Regions from separate parts of the Mus musculus genome. Here region 2 is linked to region 1. The links are chromatin loops, found by intact Hi-C in ENCODE. Cell type or tissue: left cerebral cortex. All regions are shown on one strand. Each heading gives the region's core, and the rest is flanking DNA. Links, peaks and the distances in the headings are about the cores only.

The links. Peaks named below come from ENCODE experiments on the same cell type or tissue, not always from the same donor. Only the 100,000 strongest peaks of a DNase experiment are listed, where the experiment ranks them.
Region 2: a loop joins it to region 1, with 3 times the contacts of the local background. A loop is called at or near these places in 3 of 42 quality-filtered maps.

Annotation. Positions count from the first base shown.
Region 1 is chr4:53,192,505-53,199,780 of GRCm38, forward strand. No RefSeq gene overlaps it. Among named protein-coding and RNA genes, the nearest start is that of Lexis1, 22 kb to the right of the region's middle. In left cerebral cortex, for the core only: a CTCF peak has its summit at 3,554; DNase peaks (open chromatin) are centred at 3,717 and 3,869; H3K4me3 peaks cover 1,211 bases; H3K27ac peaks cover 1,904 bases.
Region 2 is chr4:53,260,140-53,267,415 of GRCm38, forward strand. It overlaps Mexis (macrophage expressed LXRa(NR1H3)-dependent amplifier of Abca1 transcription lncRNA), which reads right to left. Exons shown (of 2, transcript NR_033139.1): 2 at 1,217-3,095. Among named protein-coding and RNA genes, the nearest start is that of Mexis, 6.5 kb to the right of the region's middle. In left cerebral cortex, for the core only: a CTCF peak has its summit at 3,788 (motif pointing left); DNase peaks (open chromatin) are centred at 3,875 and 5,716.

The sequences.
Region 1 (7,276 bases), core at 1,579-6,578:
AAGGAAAGGTATTGAAGCATGTAAGTCTATCTTCAGTTCCACAGTTCATACTCTCCCCACTCCCTATTCCACCTTCTCTCCCCTACTTTTTCCTTCCTTCCCCTTCTTCTTTTTCCTCTCTTTCCCTTCCCCTGCCCTGCCCTTCCGTTCTCTTCTCCTCTGTCCTCTCTCCCATCTCCCATCTCCTTGTCCCCATTCTCTGAGACTGGTCCTCACTTTGTAGCTACCGCTGGCCTGGAAGCTGCCATCCGGCTCAGGATGGCTCCACACACTCACCTTCCCCCCTCACGGCCTGAGTGATGTGTAGACAAAGCAGCACCAGCACTCTCACCACAATGGGCACTCGCAAAAAAAATAAACTAAACCTTACAGGCACACTCGGAGATCTCTCAATCTTCCCCTTTATTCTCTCTGGGTTTGGTGTTTATTGGAGCCATGTGTGTTTTGAATGCTTCCTCTACATAGGAAAGTCAGTAGCTGTGGGTTTATAGACTTCAAACTTTAAGCAGAACTGCACTGTCATTGGCATGTCAATTTGTACCTTGAACTTGTTGCAGAGACTGCTTTTGAGATGTATACAAGTGACAGCCTTGTTGGTTGTTACTATTTTGTAGTGTTCCGCTGACTGGGTCAATCAGTTATCCACACTTTTGAGGGACCTTGTCGTTCTTTTCCGTTTTAGGCTAGTATCGTTGCTGTCACGTGGGCTTTGACATGACCCTGTATGCATACATATGAGAGACTCCCGGATTGAGTGTCCAGGGTGGACTTGCTCCATAGTCTGTGCTTTCATCATGGTCTGCCCAGCTGACTTTTCACTGGCATTAGCAGTATGTGAGAATCTCTGCTGCTCAGCACCACTGACTACTATGGGCCTCCTAAAATGTTCCAAAATCAGGTAAGTAAGAAACAGTGTCTCATTGTTGTTTTGAGTGGCACTTCCTTGATTATTCATGAGACTGAGATTTTTCTTATTAACCTTCAGTTTTCATCTTCTGGGAATTACCATGTCATATCTGGTATTTTAAACTGCGGTATTACATTGCATCATTTATTATTATTTTACTGGCTAGTAACTTAAGTCCCTCTTGTGTCGTACATGCCTTCCCATCCTGGGCCTTGAATTTGACTCCTGTTTTGTGTATCCTATGTTATTTGTTTAAATACTTGCTCTTTATCCGGGTGGTCGGGTCCACTTCTCTTTTCCTTCATAATATGAACCTTATATGGCTTTTTTCACAAATGCCTTCAAGGCTAGGGGTATTGTTTGGTGGTCAAAACAAAACGAACCCCACTGGCCAGGCATGGTACACACCTGCAATCCCAGGATTCCTGAGGCTGAAGCTAGATGATCGTGAGTTCCAGGACAGCCTGAACTCAGCAAATTCAAAGAGTGCCTGGACTATAAAGAAAGACCGTGTTCAAAAGGAAAAAAGAAAGAGCAGGAACAGGGAAAGGGACGTTTTCAAGTGTTTAACACCCTTGACTAAGCAGTTTACCTCTTCCAGAGGATCTACCCCCATGTAAGTTCCCACAGCACACATCCCAGCTCTGTCCTCCCCCTACCCACTAGGAACAATACCATATTGTCTGACTACAAGCTATCTCAGAGGACTCCTAGCTCACTCACTTAAAAATGTGCATCTGAAGACATAGATCTATGTGTTGCAAGATAGGCCTGATGTGGACACACACAGGTGCCACTGTTACCATTTAAGACAGGTTGCAGGGCATGGGCAGATGTCAAATTATAAAGCCATGTAAAATGTAGCCCCTTCATTCAGAAACAATGTATTCTTCAATTGGTTTAAATGCTTTCTTAATGATTTTCAGTAAAGCTTTATGGCACCTTCTATAAAGGTTGTTTTAAAAGATTTATTCTGCATTCCTAATGATTTTTTGCTCTACTATAAGTTGTGCCTCTTGGCCAGTTAATGTATGTCTTTGACTGTTGGTGATAAAGGAAAAATGAAGAGTTGCGCTTCCATCCCCTCACCAGCTGCCTTTTTCTCAGAGTGCACCTGGTGTGAGTTTCTTCTCAGAGTGTACCTGGTGTGAGTTTCTTTGCAGCTTTCCCATCCACACCAACATTCTCTTTCATCTTACATTCTTATTTTGCTGTGGTGGTTGGGATTGGATAAAAATGAATATTTAATAGAAATGTTGATGGCCAGAAAACTGGCTCTGTCTGTGACTATAAGGAGAATAAATAAGAATTTTGTGAGAGTCTAAGTGTTTCCAAATATCATGAGTCTTGCTGTCTCCTGATTCAGAATGTATGGAGGGTTTGTTCTGGGCACAACGGCCATTCCAGTCATCTCCAAAATCACTATACATCAACTGTTATTTCCATTTTTCAGAGTGCCTATTGCTGGGCTACTGCACAAAAGGAATAAATAATAAATTATACATCGTATTAATTTTGGGCACAGTTGGCCAATTTCATATTATTCACAAAGGTCACACTGAACAGAACAAATGCACACAGAGGCATCAAGCAGACAAATCCAGAAGCAAAGGGGAAAACCTAATTCTAAAACTATTTTGCATTCAGGTCCGAAATTGGTTCCCTTAGAGGTCCTTACATTCTATTTGTTTGCAAAATTTAAAAAAGGGAGAGTTGGCAGCAGGGAGAGGTTGTTTATTAGTGCCAATAAGAACTCAGGGTTAGTTAGGAGCTGGGGTGGGAAGAGAGTTGGGGACGTCTTCACTTTCAGTGCCTTGAACCAATAAGATGCCAAGAAGAATCTGATCAGAGTAACTACCCAGCTCAAGGAAACCACTGTCATTGCTTTGTTAGAACCAATGGCACCTTCTAGAACAGTGGTTTCCAACCTTCCTGATGTTGTGACCCTTTAATCTAGTTGTTCATGTAGTGGTGACCCTCAATCATAAAATTATTTCGTTACTACTTCATAACTGTAATGTTGCTGGTGCTATGCATAGTATTGTAAATATGCAGGATACCTGATATGAGACCTCTATGAAAAGGTCTGGGGTGTGGGTGGGGGTAGGTGTGGGGGCAGGGTTGTGACCCCCAGGTTGAGAACCGATGTTCTAGACTATGCTACCAGAGAACATTTTTGTTGTTGTCTTCCTGTAAGAAAAAGCAAAGCAGTATTTGAAAGCGTTCTATTTGAAGAGTATGTCACAATGTAAATCATTTTTTAAAAATATGCACTTTGAAGGCATGCTATGTTTTAAAGACACTCCATTAGAAGAAGTAGAAAACGAAAGCAAAATTTTAAATCAAGTTTTTACTTTATCCACTGGTTCTCTTTAAAGAATTCCTTGTGGGTCACGCTGAGTCTTAATAAGTGGGACACTAAGTACTGCCTATGGATACCAGTAACAGAAAAACAATTGTGTTGACACAACAGGTTTTACAGATGGTATTTTCTAAGTTTTTTATTTGTTGAATGGACAACTTAGGATTTGTGGAGCTAGAGCTAGAGAAAGAGCTGATGAACTTCAAAACAGGCTTGGAATGCTTAACCGGTGTCCTTTCTAATGAACTGACTGCTAGTTCATTGACAACAGCAGATCTAAAAGGATTCTGCTCGCAGGCCTCCTGTGGCTGGAACACTCCAGCTGGCTAGCTCTGCAGAGATCTGGCCCCAAGAGGTCTCGCCGCTTTAAGCGTCCTAGGCCTTGGACACGCCCACCAGAAAGCCAAACACAAAGCGCGGTGTCTGCTGGAAGTTGTAGTTCCAGACCCTAGCAAGTCTTGACTCGTCCTCTCCTTCCATTTCATTGACTCTTAACAGACCACAGACTCTGAGACCGCTTCAGATTACGCATTGATCATTTCAAGGTATAAGATGAGAGGAATTTTCTTTAATCACCGGATCTGGGCGCTGCTGCTGCTGCTGCTTAGAAAGTATCTGGAAGGCGCGCATGCGCGTGAAGGTAGACAACACAGCCTCTGACTCCCCTAGAGCTGGGATGAAGGGGACTTAGGCCCTGTATATAGTAACAGTTTGTGATAGTGTGGTTTGCAGGTTGTGACGGAAACCGAGGAAGGCAGACGGTCACGTTAGGACCCCATCTGGACTTCTAGGACACTTCCACCTTCTAGTTGTTCCCAATTTGCAGAATTGCAGTTTTTTCCATATCCCTTCATCTCTTTATGGAAAGGCTTTCCCTGCGGCGTTGTGAAATCCTCAGCTCTTCAGCCAAGGCCTTTTAGCCTGCCTGGAATTCAAACTGTCTCTCCTTGCCAGCTTCAGGTCATTCCAGGCAGCAAAAGGCACGGGCTGTACAGGCGTTGCTACTGCTGCTCTTCCTCGTCTTGCAAAGCTGGAGCCAGCCAGATAGAAGCTTGGATACCTGAAGCTTAGAAAGTGTTTGGAAGGAACGCAAGCGATGCGCATACATGATAGATAAGTAAATGCATAGATTAGATGTCTTTAATTCTTAAAGGGCCTCTCATAGCTTTCCTGTGTTCTTTGAGGTGGCAATTGTTATGCAAAAGAGCGGGTGAGAATCTATGACTGTAGTCAGTGGCAGAACCGCCAAACTGAAAGTTGTAGGAGTTACAAATCTGCTTTTCCATCATATCAAAGTAGACAGAGCTAAAGGGGACCAAGGCTGCACCTGATGTTGACTGCCTTTCTGAATAGCCAGTCCAGACCACAGCCGCTCTTAAAGTAGTGAGCAATTGCCTTTCAGTGAGTGAATCTCCTTCCAGCAAATACAGAGGATGTTGCTTGGAGACATGCTTAAGACTGAGCAAACACGTTGTGCTGGACTCTGGAAAGAGAAGCATTAGATTTTAGCTAAGGGAGTGACCAGGTTATGCTCTAAAGTGCCCTTCATTTCTCAGAGAGAAGAGTGAGCCACACTGTCTGTGTATTTGCAATCTCCCATTCTGCAAATGTAGTGCTGTTATTCCTTGCATCAGCAATGCTAACACAAATGTCAAATAGGCATATAAGTGATGAAATCCCCTGGCCTTGTTGCCCATGTCTCTAACCTCAGCACTGGGAAGGCAGGCAAATAATAGATCTCTATGAGTTCTAAGTTAGCCTGCTCTATTATCATGAGTTCCAGGCCAGCCAGGGCCTCCTAGTGAGAATCCGTCTCAAACAACAACAAAAAACAAAGTGCAGGAATCCTCTATCTGCTCTTCAGGTTGCACCAGTGTGGGTCAGGAGAAGGAGAGATGAAAACAGAGGTGTAGATCATACAAAATCGAGGGGCAAGGCATACAGAGCTGCGTAGAAGAGGGTGTGCAGAAAAGCAGTATTTGTTATGAGGGGATCTCTGTTGAGCTTTTAATCAACTAATAAGAAGTTGTCACCCCAGAGCTCCCACATGAGTTCTGTCTGAGAGGAAAGGGGGCTGGTTATTTGATCTGCAGGTATGGGCACAAAATGCTCCTGTCTCCCTGGCGCTCACCTGGTGAAAGCAGACTGTACAGAGTCCCTGGCTCTCCTGAAATGTCTGTGGACCACTCTCTGTAAAAATGCCTTTTGAGTGCACTGCACATTCCTTTGGACCTCTTCTGCACTGGAACGTCTTGTTCCTTCGGGGATTTGATATTTGGGAACAGCCAGAAATCATTTGGCTGCACATTTGGAAGGCAAGGAAAACTATTGCACTACAGAACTGCTGCCGGTGAAATCTGGGAGGTGGTTTTGGGTGTGAACCAAAGGCAGGGTTTCTTACCTTGAAACATGGAAAATTTGAATATACCTTTTTTTTCTAGGGAGGAGGGGTAATGTTTTTAGCTGATACTACAGCCTCTCAACGAATCCCGATGATTCAAACAAGTTAATGATCATAAGGTCATTTCTCTGTGGGTTGTGGAGAGAAGTCATGTGTCAGGAGAGCAGAGGGCTGCTTACAGCTTCACCTATAATTTAATGTGTGGTCACAGTGGTTTCCAGAACTCCCAAAACATCACATGGGTTGAGTTGTACCTATAGTACTGAGTTGCTCTGCGTCTTTGTTAGGGTTTCTATTGCTGTGATGAGACACCATGACCAAAAATCAAGTAGGGAAAGAAAGGATTTACACTTCCGCATTGTAGTCCATGACTGAGGGAAGCCAGGACAGGAACTCGAAGAGGAGAGGAACTCGGAGGCAGGAGCTGATGCAGAGGCCATTGAGGGAGGCTCCTTACTCAGCCTGCTTTCTTATAGAACCCAGGGCCACCAGCCCAGAGTTGGCCCCACCCACCATGGGCTGAGCTCTCCCCCATTTATCACAAATTAAGAAACCTCCCTATAGGCTAACCTGAAGCCTGATGCTATGAAAACATTTTCCTGATTGAGGTTCCCTCCTCTTAGAAGACTTTAGCTTGTGCTGAGCTGACATAAAGCTATCTGGAACACTCTGTGATTCCATAAAATCCAAGCAGAGATATCTCAAGAAAAACAACAAAAGAAAACCCTTGATTTTGAAGACCAAACATTCCTTGTCCAAGCGGTTAATTCGGCCTGCTCAAATAACTCTCTTAAATGTCAGTCTTCTCTTGAATGACTTAGGACTAACGTGCCTGACCACAGACATCAGCATCCTGATATCAGAACTGGGAATCTCCAGACCTCAAGCGAGCCTATTCAGAGGGGGAAGGCAGAGGCTCCAACACCAGAGGGACTTATTCAGAATTGCTCCTTGTGCTCACAGATACGCCCAAAACGTTAGCACATAGAGTTGTTCCTTCAAGGCAAGGAATGCAATACTCGTCATCTGCCCAGAAGGCTGGGAGCAGGCGTGCATGTTCTAGCCTGGTCACCTTTGCACTATTTGTAGTGCACGTACACCATATCCCTCCCCCAGACCCTTAGCCTTGCTTTTCTTAGTCAATCGGTAGAACCTATATTGATGGAAGGTGTCACATGCAGTCAATCTATAAAACCTACTTTATGGAAGATGACACATGTATTTCACAAGGAGTTTCCATGTAGTCCTCTTTGATCTGTATTTAGCTTATTTTGTTCCTCAAAGAGATTTACATATGCCTAAAATAAATTACTTAGGGTCAGAATTCTGCAGTTTGAACCAATGACATGATATTTAGCAATGTTGAGTCAAGCTACCTCCTTGCCCTTTAGGGACTGGGAGCTCTTCAGACTCTGCAGGCCATGAAGGTTGTTGCAAAGACACCCCCTCATCTCCCCTGCACAGTTTGTTACAAAGGGGTAGGAAATAAGAGGGAGCCTTGAAGGGACCACAGAATGCTACTGGGGTCAGGAGCCACCAGCGGACGCAGTTAGCATAGACCTGCCTTGAGGGAAGGTTCTAAGCATGGGGGTGTAGCTTAACTCTA
Region 2 (7,276 bases), core at 825-5,824, 67 kb after region 1:
TAGTCCAACCTGACTTGGAACTCACTATGTAGCCCAGAATGGCATTAAACTCAGAGCAATACTCTTACCTCAACCACCTGAGTGCTGAAATTACAGGTTTGAGACTCCATACGTGATTCTGGTTTGTTTGTTTGCTTGGTTGGTTGGTTGGTTGGTTGATTTGGTTTGGTTTTTGTTATTGCCGTTTTTTTTTTTGTTTGTTTGTTTGTTTTTTTTGTGGGGGGGGCGGGTTGTTTGTTTGGGTTTTGTGTTGGTTTGGTTTGGGTATGGGCTTTCACTGTTTAACCTAAGCTGGCCTTAAACCCATCTTCTGCCTACCTCAGCATCTCTAGTGTTAAGATAATAGATGTGCATCCCCATGTTCAGCCTTGGGTGTCTAGATTTTTAAAGAATACAATTATCCCAATGTTTTCAAAAAGAAGTAAGGAAGCAAAAAATAAGTATAATCAGGAACACTACTGTTTACTAATTATTTCAGCAAGAAACCCACTGCCATCTTGTCTTCACCTCCAGTATCACCCTTCTCTGGTATATCTTACCCAGGACTGTCCCCTCCTCCCCGGTTTCAGCCTTTATCCTTTCTCACCTCAGCTGCTGACAGGGTCACCTACTGGTCTCCTCATCATAGCTCCTGGAACTGCCTGGTTCTTCCTTCTCTAGAACATGAGCATCTTAGGGGCATGAATGTGATTTCAGGGCTCCCTGAGTTACTCCCGTCAGGCTAGTGGCTATAGCTTAGAGCAATAACAGGACAGGAAGCAGCTTGCTTTGCTCCAGCTTCCCTTGTAGAGGTCAGAGGACAACCATCTTCTATTTCCTTTGAGGCAGAGTCTCTCTGTTGTTTTTCTGCCGTGGATGCTGGCCCATGAAGTTCCAGGGATTCTCCCATCTCGGCCTCCCATCTCCCCATAGCAGTACTGGGACTACAGGCATTTACAGTACACATCTACCTCTTACATGAAGTCAGGAGATTTGAACTTGGGGCCTCACACCTGCCCAGCAAGAACTTCTACCCACTAAGTCATACCCTTAGCCCTCAATTTTGTCTTTTAAACCCTGAAGTTTATGAAGTTCATAAATTTTAGCAGCTGTCACCAAACTGCAACTCTCTTCATAGTCAACCACAGATTTTTTCCAGACTGGAGGGAAACAAGTTATTTGAGTGATGTGGGGAATTAATTATCTGGTAGCCAAGAATGAAGTACACGATCAGGTTAAATGAATCTGTTCATTTTAGTTCATACCATTAAGCTTTTGCTATTCAAAAATAAAGATGGTACATTTTGTTGATAAAGGTAGGGAGGTTGTATATATTTTTGTGCATTTAAATTGCAAAAAAAGAATGACTACTTTTAAAATAGAATATAGATGATAAGACAAACAAATCTGTTACATAACTTTAAGGAATCTAGTAAATTTTAATACTAAAACATTTGTTATTTGCAAAAGAACAGGAGGAAGAGGAAAAGCAACCTAGCAACAAGAAACATGACACAAATAGATTTTTGTTTTTCTAAAACTGCTGCAAGAATTCTCTCGATGCCAGATAGATTGGAGGGCAAGGGCAGAGTGTTCACACCCTGGGAGAGGAATCACAAGGCCAGGAGACTAGCCTTGAAGAGCAGCTCACTGATTAGGGAGCTACACGGGCTGCGAAAGGCAAGGCAGGTGACAGACTGGTGTGGGAGGTGAGTGCCAGTAAGCTGATGGACCATAAGCATCACAGGTGGCCTCAGGATAGGCTTGCAGCTGGCCCTCAACTGTGCAACAGGGGATGACATGGCTGTCTCCTGCGGATAGAGTACAGGAAGAGACACAGGCAGGTGTTGGGGGGCCAGTAGCACAGATCTCTCAAGTCCTTCTGAGCTGGCAGTGACTCGATGGGACAGTGACATGGTGTTTGCACCTCTCCCACCCTTGTCAGCTTCTTGATGGACAGCCGCCCCTGAGCTCTATGCCAGCTGCAGCTAGATGTGTACAGAACACTCCCTTACTGGACTGATGGCTGGTGGCTTGTGACCTCCCACAGAGAGTGAGACTGCAGCAGCAGCTGGGGCTTCAGCCAGATAGGACACAAATGGGAAAAAAACAAACAAAAAAACAAACAAACAAACAAGCAGGTAGAAACACTGAGGGATCGTGGAACCGCCAGATGCTGTGTGACTCCAGGCAATTCTTGTCCCTCTCTGATTCGAGATTGGGTATCCACAACTTTGGTAGGGAGATGAAAAGGGGAGAAACTGAACTTCAGTAAGGGGCTTTAAGGATTTCAGAGGATGCATGCAGAAATTACTCTCAAATAATAGAATCTCGTGTTGGGGAAAAGAAACTAGTATTTATGGTTGAAAGAAGCAAAATTCTTCATCTTCCCTTGACTCCTTTCAAGGAGGACCTGGAAGTCGCATGTGTGTTTTTCTGGGCAAGTTTTCTTCGACTTGGATTGATTCAGAGTATCGTTAGAGTGGGTAGTGGCCCTCAGTGGGAGAATGTGCTGTACCTCAATAATGTCAAGGTTAATATTTCACAAGTCGGGTCAAAGTCATCTGAAATGGGTCAATGTCACGTTTTACTGGACTATGTGGCCTTCAGAGACAAACAGTTATTGTTCAGACATTTGCCTTTTTCCAGTGGTTTTTAACCTTCCTAATGCTGCAACCCTTTAATACAGTTCCTTTGGCATTGTGGTAAGCATCAACCAGGATCTCTGATGTGCAGGGTCTCTGATTGCAGGATCTCTGATTGCAGGATCTCTGATGTGCAGGGTCTCTGATTGCAGGATCTCTGATTGCAGGATCTCTGATGTGCAGGATCTCTGATTGCAGGATATCTGATGTGCAGGATCTCTGATGTGCAGGATCTCTGATATGCAGGGTCTCTGATGTGCAGGATCTCTGACTGCAGGATATCATCTGAGATGCGACCCCTCTGAGGGTCTCAACCCACAGGGTAAGAACCGCTGCTTTAGATACTCCCGGCAAACAGGAAGCCGAGCTCACCTCTACATTTCACACGAGGGAAATGCTGCTCTTCTTAAAGGGATGTGAGGAGCCTCACAGGAAGAGTCCAGTAAGATGGTAAGATGTAAACACCGCCTCCTGAACCAGAATATGAGAGTAAAGAGTCATGACCATATCCATGTGGGGTAAAGTCCAGCACTTTCCTGCCACAGTGGTGGGAAAGACAGCCCGGGCCCTGGGTGCCTTCCCAGACCAGATTGTCTCTGCTCCTTTTCTCTGAAATCCCTTTCTTGTAGGCCCCACACATGCATGTAAACACACTTGTACATGTGTGTCTGCATGTGTGTACTACACACATACAAACACACACACACACACACACACACACACACACGCCCTCTGTGCATTGATATCTAGCTTCCAACCCAAAACCTGAGTGTGAGCTTCCCTCAGGAAATAGGCCAATACAACACCTGTCCTGGTACTGCGTGTGCTGGCACAGGAAACCAGGCTGTCAGCTGCCCCGACCAGGAGGGCTCCCAAAATGATATAAAGACAGTTCTAAAGGCACACGACAGTGACTTGCCCTCAAAGACATCTAGGTTCTAGGGCTCCTTATGGCCTTCACAAAGACCACCCATACCTGAAGAGGACACATTTCCAGGAATTTCTGGAATACAGTTCTTGAGGAGCCCCATAGAAGAGGCGATATGCTATAAAGCGCTGGGCAAAGGGAGCAGAAAGCAGCTCTCTGGTGTTTAGATTGCCCCCCTCTGTGAGAGGTCTTAGGCCTCCTCTCCCGTGCCTTGCTGCCGCCTGCTGTTCCCGATGCTAGTCAAGATCCAGCCACTGAAGACACAAGTGTGTCTGGAAGGCTGAACGGTGACCGGCAGTAACCCAGCTGCACATGATGGTGGCCAGCTGCCAAGTGGCGGCCTCACAAGCCTCTTAGCCCAGCAGCTCTCCAGCAAGCACTGCTCCTACACTGTCCCGAGAGAACGACGAGTGCAGGACCTTTACACGCAACCGGCCTCTAATGCCCACCCAAATGACAAGCCAAGTCCAAATAAGACTTCCTAAAAGACTCCAGGTCTTAAGCCAGATGGCACATCTTAACTAGAGGAAACACGCAAAGCTTATTCACCTCCTGGCTAAAGCCTCCATCCAAACAATAGCTCAGGAAGGCTGTTTAGCGTGCGTGATATCATTTTGTCTGTTACCAAAACCCACGGGAGAGTTCTGCCTACTCACACCCTGGGCACGCTGCTCAGCGTCTCTGCCTTCAGGATCTCCTTCTAAAGTGAACAAAAGCAGTAGACCTGTGTCACTTTCTAGCCGGGTGTCCTTGAACAATCTATTTAATTGCCTTCAATTTTCTCATTCATCAAGCAAGGTTAAGCATAGACCAACCTCATGGGACAGGTAGAAAAATTACGTGAGTTAATTCACGTCAAAGCACTTAGAGCAATGTCTGGCTTCCAGAAAGCAGAGGAGATGCCAGAAATGATAACTACTTCCACTGTTTCTAGTAATCTTGCAATTGTTAAGAGGATTAATGCAACAACAGCTGCCATTTTTTTTATTGCATATTGACCACAGTGTTCTCATGATGGGCTCAGTCTTTCACAGGAAGTACCTCACAGATAATATTAAGTACACATGAGTTACTGTCTAGCACATAGATAGCCACTATCATTCTTTCTCCCTCTCTTCCCCTTTCTACAGAACAGAAAACAACTCAAAGGCCCAGTGGCTCACTCAAGGCCATAGTGTTACAGGGTAAGGAGCACTTACATTTGAATCCTGGTGTTCTAGAGAACAGATTGCTCTGATACTGCAACCTTGCATTCTCTCTCTCTCTCTCTCTCTCTCTCTCTCTCTCTCTCTCTCTCTCAGCCTCCTCCTTCTGCCTGGCCCTGAGCATCTGGACCACAACAAACTGGCTTCCCTTCAAAGAATTTTCCAGGGACGCATCTGCTGCTCAGTTGCAATACCCCTGGGTCATCTGCCTGTAGCTGTTTTCAGTCTGTGCTGTGAAGGACTGAGCTTGCCTCCTTTTGGCCTTTCCCCGTCAGGATCCAGAAAGTCAGCTCCAGTAGAGATGGGTATAAGGGAACGGGGTTGGAGAGTCCACCCCCAGGAATAAACTAACCTTATATCCACGTGTGCCTTCTTCAGGAGCGATGAGCCTAGATGCTGGTTGCTCTCAGCTGGCCCCAGCTCCCGCCTTATCCTTACACCTGAATATCACTGTGCTGAGATTTTATGATGGGGTTTCCCCAGAATAGATCTGCAAATCCTTTCTGAGATGAGAAGATTCCGACTACAACTACAGCAGCCAGCTGAGGGGTGGCACAGGCCGAGCCTGCATGCTAGCTGTCAAAGAGTGAAGACAGGTAGTTTGAGCTGTGCGCAGTGACTTCCCTCTAGGGCACAGTTTCCTCCTCTGTAATGGTGAAATGTCAAGACTCATCTATCAGGGTCACTCTAGGGACCCAATGAGAGAACTGGTGTCTTAGTGCTGGGCCTACACGCAGGCACGAAAGCAGGAGAAGTGCCGGGTAGGCTCCAGCTCAAGTCCTAGAGCTGAGAACAGCCACATGACACGGAGCAATGTGAGAATCCAGGGACAAGAATAAGCCTTAGGTTGTCACTAAAGAATAGAAACATTTACCTAGTGCAGGTGGCACCAACTCAGAGGACATTTTTACAACGTCCTTACAACCCTCACTTACCACAGAAGACAGAGAAGCTGTGTGACAGCGCTGTAAGAGAGGCGTGGGAAGGTGTGAGCAAGGAGATGACAAGGACGAAATGAAGATGTCTGAACGTCCTGTGTCCAATGTTCATGGTGAAAGCTCATTCTTGTCGCAGCTGAGAAGGTTCCGGAGCAGTGACAGGCAAGTACCATCACAGGAGACAATGGGTACGTGTTCAGAATGTATACAAACTGTCTGCTAAACACGGACGTTATTAAAAGCCACTTAAACGTAGCTAGATTATATTAAAGTTCACCACTTCCTAAATATTTTAAAATTATTTTTACTTTATACTTATGAGTGTGTGAGCGTATGTGCTTCATGTGTGTGTGTGTGTGTGTGTGTGTGTGTGTGTATGTGTATGTGTGCAGTTGTCCACAGAGGGCCACAAGAAGGCATGGGATGCCCCTTTAACCACCGAGCTATCACTCCAGCCACCAGAGTGAGTCTTAATTCTTTCTGTCTATTTTGCTACCACTCGTACTTTTGAAGTTCCTTACACCTGTTCTATCAGCGTGATGGAGGTGTAGCCCCAGGGTGTGCTGCTGTGTTACAAGTCCACACTGGGTGCTATCACATCTGTAGAGTGTTTCTACCCTGTAATGGGAAAGCCTACAGTTCCTCATCTCCCCCTTGCCCTAGAAAGCTGCTTATTAAGTATTTACAAGAGCAGTGCTGACAAAGCCCCCACCCACACCCACACACACTGTAACAATGCTTCCAAAGGAGTTATACAAAGCATCAGGTTGTGCTGCTGAACCCCAAGACTGTATTCCCCGTGTTGCCCAAATTTCCCCACACAACTTTGCAGTGAGACTGCTTTGGAGCATCTCATGAGGGCTCAGGTCCCGAGCAGTGTTGAAAGAGCCCATGTCTATAGTGACTCGGGGAGTGCTGGGGTTGCATGGAGCGTGTTGCTGGAGGAAAATAACCAGGAAGAAACTAAAAACAGAATAAAAACTTCACAGTGCCCACCAAACGATTCTGTTCAACTAGTAGTTATTCCAAATGCATTATCGCAGTCAAAGCACTGGACAGAGGGAGAAGGAAGAACACACACAGTTTTATCTAGACATTTACAGCATGGGCCAGAGCTACAAGCTCTCCCCCTCATGTTGAGAGCAGCACTCACTAAGCTGGCAATTTCAATTGTGACTTCCCCAGGACCCCAACCCCTCTTCCTTTATTTTTCACAACTCTTGTCACCTTGTAACATGTATTATATAAATTATTAAATTCTATAAAATTATAATATAATTGACTTATTTTCCACAATTACTTATTGACTATTTTCCTTCTCCAGAGTGTAGTCTATGGGAGCAAAGTGTAAGATTTGTTTATTTCACTATCTAGAACAGTTCCTCTTACTCAATTATTTATGATATTTTTAAAGGAATTCTATCCAGTGCATGGCAAGAGAACAGTGGGTAGGAAGTGACCACAGGACTGCCTATAAATATGCTTTAAACTTAGTTAAGTTTCTATTGCCATGATAGAACACTAGCCAAAAGCAACTTGGGGATGAAAGGGTTTATTTCAACTTAAAACTTTCAGGTTACT